2 separate regions of the Homo sapiens genome follow, and region 2 is linked to region 1. A link is a contact called in ENCODE Hi-C or POLR2A ChIA-PET data. All regions are on one chromosome and are shown on one strand. Each heading gives the region's core, a stretch centred on a gene start or an enhancer-like site at or near the end of the contact. The rest is flanking DNA. Distances are from core to core; before and after follow the strand shown. Region 1 overlaps PPP1R16B (protein phosphatase 1 regulatory subunit 16B). Region 2 overlaps DHX35 (DEAH-box helicase 35).

What was found. A loop is a pair of places that touch in the nucleus more often than their neighbours do. ChIA-PET counts read pairs that join two places held with the same protein, here RNA polymerase II (POLR2A). Pooled maps may share reads with other maps.
Region 2: a loop to region 1 is called in a pooled map, with 5 times the contacts of the local background. The contact joins two enhancer-like sites. A Hi-C loop is called at or near these places in 3 of 50 pooled maps. POLR2A ChIA-PET finds 5 or more read pairs at or near these places in 4 of 52 experiments (CD4-positive, alpha-beta T cell, GM12878, HEK293 and 1 more).

Annotation. Positions count from the first base shown.
Region 1 is chr20:38,889,431-38,893,868 of GRCh38, forward strand. It overlaps PPP1R16B (protein phosphatase 1 regulatory subunit 16B), which reads left to right. Exons shown (of 11, transcript NM_015568.4): 3 at 165-235. Among named protein-coding and RNA genes, the nearest start is that of FAM83D, 35 kb to the right of the region's middle. RefSeq lists a silencer at 3,172-3,372 and an enhancer at 3,736-4,438. Within about 2 kb of position 2,706, at least 3 of the 41 ENCODE cell types and tissues checked have a DNase peak (open chromatin) inside an H3K27ac peak, as active enhancers do; they include GM12878, where a contact is called at or near this core.
Region 2 is chr20:38,986,389-38,990,703 of GRCh38, forward strand. DHX35 (DEAH-box helicase 35) reads left to right here. Exons shown (of 22, transcript NM_021931.4): 5 at 2,425-2,529. Among named protein-coding and RNA genes, the nearest start is that of DHX35, 26 kb to the left of the region's middle. RefSeq lists an enhancer at 1,624-1,743. Within about 2 kb of position 1,588, at least 4 of the 41 ENCODE cell types and tissues checked have a DNase peak (open chromatin) inside an H3K27ac peak, as active enhancers do; they include GM12878, where a contact is called at or near this core.

The DNA.
Region 1 (4,438 bases), core at 1,456-3,955:
TCTACCTCTTGGAAATTCTGGGCGTCAGTTGTCTCATCTGTAAAATGGGGAGTTGTTACTACATTCTTCATAGGCCTGGGGGAGAGCGGGTCTTACCCGGGCCCCTGCATGCCTGCACACCCAGTGTGCAACGGGAAGCTCACTCCTGTACCCTCCTATTGCAGTACGCTACTTCCTGAAGAATAAGGTCAGCCCTGATTTGTGCAATGAGGACGGACTCACAGCCCTACACCAGGTAAGGCCGGGCTCGTTGGGGCTCCAGGGCTCCCTGCCCCTCACCTGGACAGGTACCCTGTTTCTCGGCACTTTCCTGCTCAGAACCCTCAGGGAGGAGGGAATGAGGGAGGGAGGAGGAGCTGCAGCTGGCCCATCTGAAAGGCTCTTGTCTACTTTGGAGATACGCGTGTCTGTTACTGCCATCCCACAGAGCCCTGTGTGCGCCCGCAGACGCGACTGCACATGCAGGCTCTAAGGACAGGGAGCCTTTGTTCACTGCATCCCTCCTGCCCATGAAAGCAAGTGTGTTTGGAGCTTGACAGTGTACGAAGCACATTCACACTTATCAGGACATCCCATCCACCCTGGCGACAGAGGCAGTTGGCGGGACTTATGTGACCTGCCTGAGGTCACATGGTCTTGATTTATGGTCTTGAGCCATGTGCTATCATGACATGTCCTTTCCAAGGCAGAGTGATGGGTCCAGCCCTCCCTGCTGGGGATGGCTTCTCTGGCTGTCACCTTTCACGTGGATGCTGCTACAGCCTCGTAACTGGTCCCCAGCATTCAGTCTGGCTCTGCCATAATTCTCTGTCCACGCAGCAGCCATGGGGATGCTTAAGCCAAAAATCTCTTCCTGTTACTCAAAGTTCTCTGGTGTCTTCCCATAATCTGGGGATAAAGAACAAACTCTGCCACAGTGCACAAGGCTGCACGAGGCTGGGCTCATGACCAATCTTCTAAGCCTCCTGGCTCTCTGGGCTCCAGCCACCCAACTTCTCAGGTCCTTGTACCCAGTGGGCTCCTCCCCACCACACTTCCCACAGCACTTGGTGCTTTCACCCATTAGCTGCTGTCCACAGCAAGAGCCTGGGAGCTGTGCTGTGATAGACATACCCTTTGTCTTCTGAAGGCCCTCTTCCTTCGTAATTAGTCATTTTAGCCATTGATGTCATCACTTGATGTTGACTTCTCCCCTACTCAGACGCTGAGCTGCCTGAGGGCACAGCACATACCTCTTGCTTATGAGTGTGTCCTAGCATCTTTCCCCATGCTGGCATACAGTAGGTGCTCAATATGTGCATGTTGAATTAATGCATGAACACACCAAAGCCTCCCTGTGCCCGAGTTTCTAAGCAGATGGACTTGAGTGAGAGGCCAGGCAACCAGAACCCTGGGCTGGTGAGGGCCTCTCCACCTCGGTACAAGGGCAGGGGTGGGATGCACAGAGAATGGCCACGCCCTGCCCGTAAGCCCCAGGGGCAGGTCCCTGTGTGTCCTCTTGGCTTCTCTCTCACAGGGCCTCAGGCATCTCTCAGGCAGCTGCCTCAGTACCCCCACTCCATCTGCCATTGGAAACTCCCAGACTCCCAGCTCCATGAACCCTAGAGGGCCTGGGACTCCACTAGGGAGCAGAGAGCGGGTGGCTGCTATAGCTTGCCCTGAAATGGAGACCCAAATGCCAATTCCCAAGGCTGGGCTGCACCCACCAGCCATGGGCATGAGGATCAAATGTGTGGGCTACCTCCTACTGCGTGCCAGAAAGGTGAGGATGTCAGGACTGACAGTCAGGCTTGTGGCCCGGAGCTGTCACCCACTAGCTATGTGACTGTGGGGAAGTTACTTAAGCTCTCTGTGCCTCAGTTTCCTCATCTCTAAAAGAGGAATAACAAGTACCCATCTCATTGGGTGGTTGTGAGGATTAAATGAACACATGTAAAACTTTAAGCAGCACTCGATACTGGATAAATATTATTATTATTTATTAAAAGTTATTAAAATGTATCATGTGACCACTTCCCTGCAAATTACTTCAGTTATATATTTCATTTTTATCCTTACAACAAACTTCAGAAATATTATCATCCCCAGGCCAGGCGTGGTGGCTCACGCCTGTAATCCCGGCTCTTTGGGAGGCCAAGGCAGGTGGATCACCTGAAGTCAGGAGTTCAAGACCAGCCTGGCCAACATGGCAAAACCCTGTCTTTACTAAAAATACAAAAATTAGCTGGAATTTGGTGGTGAGTGTCTCTAATCCCAGCTACTAGGGAGGCTGAGGTAGGGAGATTTGCTTGAACCCGGGAGACAGAGGTTGTAGTGAGCTGAGATCATGCCACTACCCTCCAGCCTGGGTGACAGAGTGAGACTCTGTCTCAAAAAAAAAAAAAAGAAATATTATCATCCCTGTTTTATGGCTCAGGAAACTGAGGCAGCCTATTCAATAGAACTTTCTACAATGATGGAAATGTTCTGTGTTTCTGCAGTGCACAGTACAATAGCCACCAGCCACACGCGGATCCACAGCACTCGAAATGTGGCTGATGTGACTGAGGAAATGGATTTTGAAGTTTATTTAATTTTACTGGATTTAAAGAAACAGTGGCTGTCTTATTATACCGTGCAACTTGGGGAGGTGAAATCTCTTTGTCCAAGGTCAAGCAGTGATTGAGTGTTTAAGTCAGGATTTGAAACAAGGCAGTCTTAACTGCTCTGTGGGCACCACAGCTGCAATTCTCTGAGCCCCAGGTCCCCTGTTGAGTTGCCATCCCTGCTTGCAATGAACTCTCAAGTGGCACCCTTTTTTTAGCTTGGGGTTCCCGCCACCTCACATAGTGCCTCAACTTCTTCCTTGTTGGTCACATTGCTTTCTCAGGACCAGTTTCTCCTGTGGGTTCCTGGGCCCCTGGGGATGCGTGGTCAGGGAGGCGGGAACTCGCCAGGCTCCGAGTTTAGCTGCATGAAGCTCCTGGCTGACCAGCTGAAACCCGCACCTCACCCCAACCACCACACGTGCCTTGGGCCCCATGTTGGGGCCTTTCAGGGAGACATCCACCCTCATTAGCCTGTGAGCTTCCATTTATTTTTTCAACAAATACCTATTGTGTACCCACTCCATGCCAGCTGTCTTCTGGGAACAGGGCCCCAGAAGTAAGTTAGGCAGAGTCCCTGCTCTCAGAGTTCAGAGTGTGCTGTGGCCACAGGCACATAAATAATAATAGAGGTAATGCAGTGTGGTCAGCCCTTGCACGGAGATAGGCAGGGGCTCAGTGGCAGCTTAAAACTGGGAACCGATGACTCGACTCAAAGGGGAACTGAGAAAGACTTCTAAGAGGAAGGGATATCTGAGCTGGGTCTTGAAGGATGAGTAGGAGCTTGCTAGCTAGAAAAGAATAAGGCAGAACATTCAAAGCCGAGGGAATAGCATGTGCAAAGCCTTGAGAAAGGGGCTCAGCATTTCAAGTTTGGAGTCTGGAGGGTTCCATGTGGCACAGTTAGAGAGCAGGGAGCCTCAGGGAGAGGTGCAGGTGGTGAGACTGAGAGGGTTGAGAACAGGGCCTTTGGAGTCAGACTGCTTGGATTTCAATTCATCTTACTCCATGTGACCTTGTACCACCAGGCTTCCTTGAGCCAGTTTCCCCATCTATAAAAGGGGCCATTTCCCCGTCTGTAAAAAGAGCAATCCTCATAGGCTTGTTTTGAAGATTAAATGAGGCAATGCATGGCCAAAGCTTAGCAAGCTGCTTGACTCTTGTAAGTCCTCAGAAAGCATTAGACATTGTTATTGACAATGTGATGTGACATGCTATTACTGTTGCTGCCGGGGCTGTTGCTATTGTTATCACTGCTATTGTCACTGTAGCTCCAGTGCAACAAAGGAGATGGGGGCACATTAAGAAGAGCTTCCCATGCCTGGCAAAGGAGTGTGGATTTTCTTCTCTTGGCAACAGGGAGCCCTCAGAGGTTTGTAAACGGAGAGCAACATGATTAGATTAATGAAGAAGCTCTCTCTGGTCGAGGGTGTTAGGAAGGGGAATGACGGGGAGGTAGGGAAAGATGATGAAACTTCATCCAGGGCAGAGGGTGGGGACAGCGATTTAGGAGATGTGCAATTCATACCTGGTGATAGATTGAAGCTGGGAAGGGAGGAAGTGGGAGGAGGCGGGAGGAGGCGGGAGGAGGCGGCTGACTGCCAGGTGCCATTTCCCACCTCGGCCGCAGCAGAGGAGGAGGCCCGCCCACTCCACCAGCTACCACCCACTCCATGTGCGCCCCTGCACCCAGCCCCCAACGCAGCCCTTATTCAGGCCGGGTCTCCCAGGTGTAGACTGGTCCAGCCCCTGGACATCTATCTCACAAGACTCTGCCATCTGGGCACACAGTCCCCTCGCCCTTCAACCAGAGGCTTCCACTCCACCCCCTATGTTTCCTGCGGTCTCTAGGG
Region 2 (4,315 bases), core at 338-2,837, 96 kb after region 1:
CATACTTTTTATAGCAAATGTATTCAAATAGTGAAGGAGTAAGAATAAACAGGTTTGGCTTTTACCTTATAGACCCATAAAATGATTATATTTTTACAGAGATTTGTTAATTTATGCTCATTTTTTTAAATTTAAAATTTTTGTGGGTACATCGTAGGTGTATATATATTTATGTATGCTCATTCTTATAAGCCTATTTTCTCCATAAGTTCCTAGTATCTCTATGCACACATTCTCTACCTGTACCATATTCTGAGATTTATAATATAACGACATGTAGGGTTGAAATTGGAACAGTAACAATAACAAATCTGTCCTGGTGAAATGCTGGTCATTGGGAAATACAACCACCAGAGGCAGAGCAATGTAGGATAACTTTCTGGTTTCATAAGACGTTTTGAAAGCCTACATGATATAGACCAGCTGCCAGATGATTGATTTGGTTTTGGCCTCCCCATTCTATAATTTCAAGTCACCAGGCAGAGCTGCTTCTGATCCTCATCTGCTCTTCAGTGTCTTAAACACTGATGGGCAGGAAACGCCTGGGTGTGCCTAGCTCAGAAGCTGAGGGCAGGGAGCCTCTGCCCTCCTGAGCCTGGGGCTGCTGGGGTGGAAAGGCTGGAGCAGTAAGCTCTGTCTCAGGACACCACATGTGCCAGCCATGTTCTAAAGTCAGGACTTGGGAACTGCGTGGGTGCTGGGGAGGTTGTCTCACCTGTGAAAGAGGGAGACTGAACTCCTTCCTTCTGTGGGGATTGGTGTGCTGGGCCCTGGGAAATCTCTATTAATATTGCTTCCCTTTGGTTCTTTTCATTTAGGTAGTTTATGTGGTGGTGAATACTAAACTTTCTTTTCTTTCTTTTTTTGTTTTTTGACACAGTCTCTTTGTCACCGAGGCTGGAGTGTAGTGGTGTGACCTCGGCTCATTGCAACCTCCACCTCCCCGGGTTCAAGTGATTCTCCTGCCTCAGCCTCCTGCGAGTAGCTGGGATTACAGGCGCATGCCACCATGCCCAACTAACTTTTTGTATTTTTAGTAGAGATGGGGTTTCACCATGTCGGCCAGGCTGGTCTTGAACTCCTGACCTCAGGTGATTTGCCTCCCAAAGTGCTGGGATTGTAGGTGTGAACCACCGCGTCCGGTCCTATTTTCTTTTAAATTAAACTAAATGATATTCATTATTGCTCTTCCACTTTTATGCTTGTTCATTCTTTTAAATATTTTCTATTAATAAGTTAACTTTTGAATAGCCTTCTTGGGGGAATGCAGAGATCTTGCTGTTGGATTCATTTTTCTCTTTCCTGCATTCATTTTTTATTTGTTATGTTTTGATGGATGAAATTTTGTCTATAGTTTATGGTCTTCATAATGTATTACATATTTTGTCTTTCACTTTATTATGCTACCTTGGATTTTTTATTGATCTTCTCATCCACTCATCTGCCCCCTTTGTTTTAAACCTGAGTTTGTCTGTATTTCCCCTCTCAGTGGCTTTGGCAGCTGGGACACAGTTGTGAACTGTTTCAGGTATCTCATTCTTGAAACTTAGCTTTTTGCCTTCGATGAGAAAATGAAACTGGCCCAGCTTTGAATATGGTAATTCCTGTTCTGCCTTCATGGTCCCGGGGGATGGGTTTTCTTTTCGAGCGTGGAGATGAAAAGTTGTCCCTGGTTAGTGTGCCCTTTGTTTAGGAACAGGGTGAATCTTGTCATTTCTTTTACTTTCCTTTTTGCTTTGGCCACCAAATTTAGAGCTGAATTTGTGGCTCAACTTGAATAATTTTGGCATATCTATGTTTAACATTTTCTCATTGGCTTTGATCTTTTGAAATTTTTTCTGTAATTTTTTGGATCTTGATCCGTAACATTTTTATGTGATTTTGTTTTTCATTGTGTATGTTCTTATAAGTTGCCCCAAGACCATTATAGAATGAAGTGAGATACATAAGTTAATAATTGGCTGGGTGTGGTGGCTCACGCCTGTAATCCCTGTACTTTGAGAGGCTGAGGCGGGCAAATTGCTTGAGGTCAGGAGTTTAAGACCAGCCTGGCCAACATGGCGAAACCCCATCTCCACTAAAAATACAAAAATTAGCTGGGCCTGGTGGCGCTTGCCTGTAATCCCAGCTACTTAGGAGGTTGAGGCAGGAGGATTGCTTGAACTTGGGAGGTGGAGGTTGCAGTGAGCCGAGATTGTGCCACTGCCCTCCAGCCTGGGTGACAGAGTGAGACTCTGTCTCAATAATAATAATAATAAAAATTGCAAAAGTTATTATGCTTGTTCTCTAATAACTTGTCTCTTTTCATTTTTCATTGTGTTCACATACTATTTAAAATATAAATGACCTTTAGATTTTCCATAGTATGTGCGCTGTGCAGTAATTTCTATGTCTCTATTTTCAGCATGATCTTTCTTCCCAAAGGTTGCAGGGAGAGTAGCTGAAGAAAGGGGTGCAGTGCTGGGCCACGAGGTGGGCTACTGCATCCGCTTTGATGACTGCACCGACCAGCTGGCCACGAGAATTAAGGTAAAGTGCTCAAGCTGCTTTTCCTAGTGGAAATAAGGAAGAAGGTTATTTTGGGAGAATTAAAAACATGTAGTCCTTGCTGCTGTACAGGACATTGATACCATGGCAGAAAGTGAAGAAAAGTATCCTGACATTCAGAGACTTTAGTCAGCTAGGAGACAGAGAGCTCTTCCTTTTTTCTTTTTTTTTTTTTTTTTTGAGACAGAGTCTCTCTCTGTCACCCAGGCTGGAGTGCGGTGGCACGATCTCTGCTTGCTGCAAGCTCCGCCTCCTGGGTTCACGCCATTCTCCTTCCTCAGCCTCCCGAGTAGCTGGGACTACAGGCGACCGTCACCACACCCGGCTAAGTTTTTTTTTTTTTTTTTTTTTTGTATTTTTAGTAGAGACGGGGTTTCACTGTGTTAGCCAGGATGGTCTCAATCTCCTGACTCGTGATCCACCTGCCTCAGCCTCCCAAAGTGCTGGGATTACAGGCGTGAGCCACTGTGCCCGGCCGACACAGGGCTCTTTCAAAGAGTCCTGCAATCTTATCCCAGAAAGGAGCTTGGAAGTCAGGTTTAGTCCTTGATTCCAAAGATGAAGAGGTTAAGGGCTTGGAAGGTTGAATGACTTGCCTGATATTATATGCCAATCAGTGATAGGACCAAGACTCAAAGCTGTCTTTTCTTATGTGTATTTTATTGTATTTTCACTGACTCAAATAGCAATCGAAATATAGAAACAAGCCTGTAAAAGGCTTAAAAATAGAGTAGTATAAGTTGATGAAGTGTAGAATTCATGAATGTTGTTTCACTAATTAGTACTTTTCCATTTTCATATGAAAATGGATTTTACATGTGTGTTCTTTGGCCTTGTTGCTAATGTTAAAATAATTAGTATCAATAGTAATCAGTGTATAATCAACTCAACAGGGTGTGTACTACCTACCACCGTGCTAGAATCAAAGTCTAATCAGACAGTGCAATAAAACAGTGAATGAAAATAATCTGATGAAATGAAAATTGATTATTAGAATCTCAGTTACCTCTTAATTTGCAACAGAGGAAAATTGAAAATCAGATGAGCTGAATGACCAATGTAGTGATTTGTAAAAATGTAGACCTTATTTTCCAGATTGCCATATTTTGTTATATTCATTTTGCTAGGTGAAGGGAATATTTTTCTGTACCATCAAATATATTTGAACTAGCTAATTTTCAGTGGTTTGCATAACCATGAAAACCTTTGAGCCGTCCATAAAAACCTTTTGTATTCCATTTGGTCACAATTTCAAGGTGCTCAGTTCTCGACTGGTGATTTGTCATTGGTGGAAGTTCTCACTACGTATGTATGTGGCAGCTAGTACCAGGTCCAAGAAAAATATGATGGCAATGCATCCTGCTCTTAAAACAAAAAAAGTAAAAAACACCTAAGATACAGCATGCAAGGGAGATGGTTTAACCTGAAAACAAATTCAGTACGTTAAGAAGGCTGTTACTGTATGTGTCTGAAGCATTTTATAAAGATTCATTAATCTGAAATAATATTAGCTGACTTTTCTTAAACACTACTCTGTCCTAGGTCCTATGCTAAACGCTTTACATGTACAGTCAGTCCTCTGCATCCTGCGGGTTCTGCATCTGTGGATTCAACCAACCTTGAATTGCTAATATTACAAAATAAAAATAAAAAATAATGTAAATTTAAAAAAATACAGTATAACAACTATTTACATAACATTTACATTGTTTTAGTCATTCTAAATAATCTAGAGATGATTTAAAATATATGGGAGGGTATGCATAGG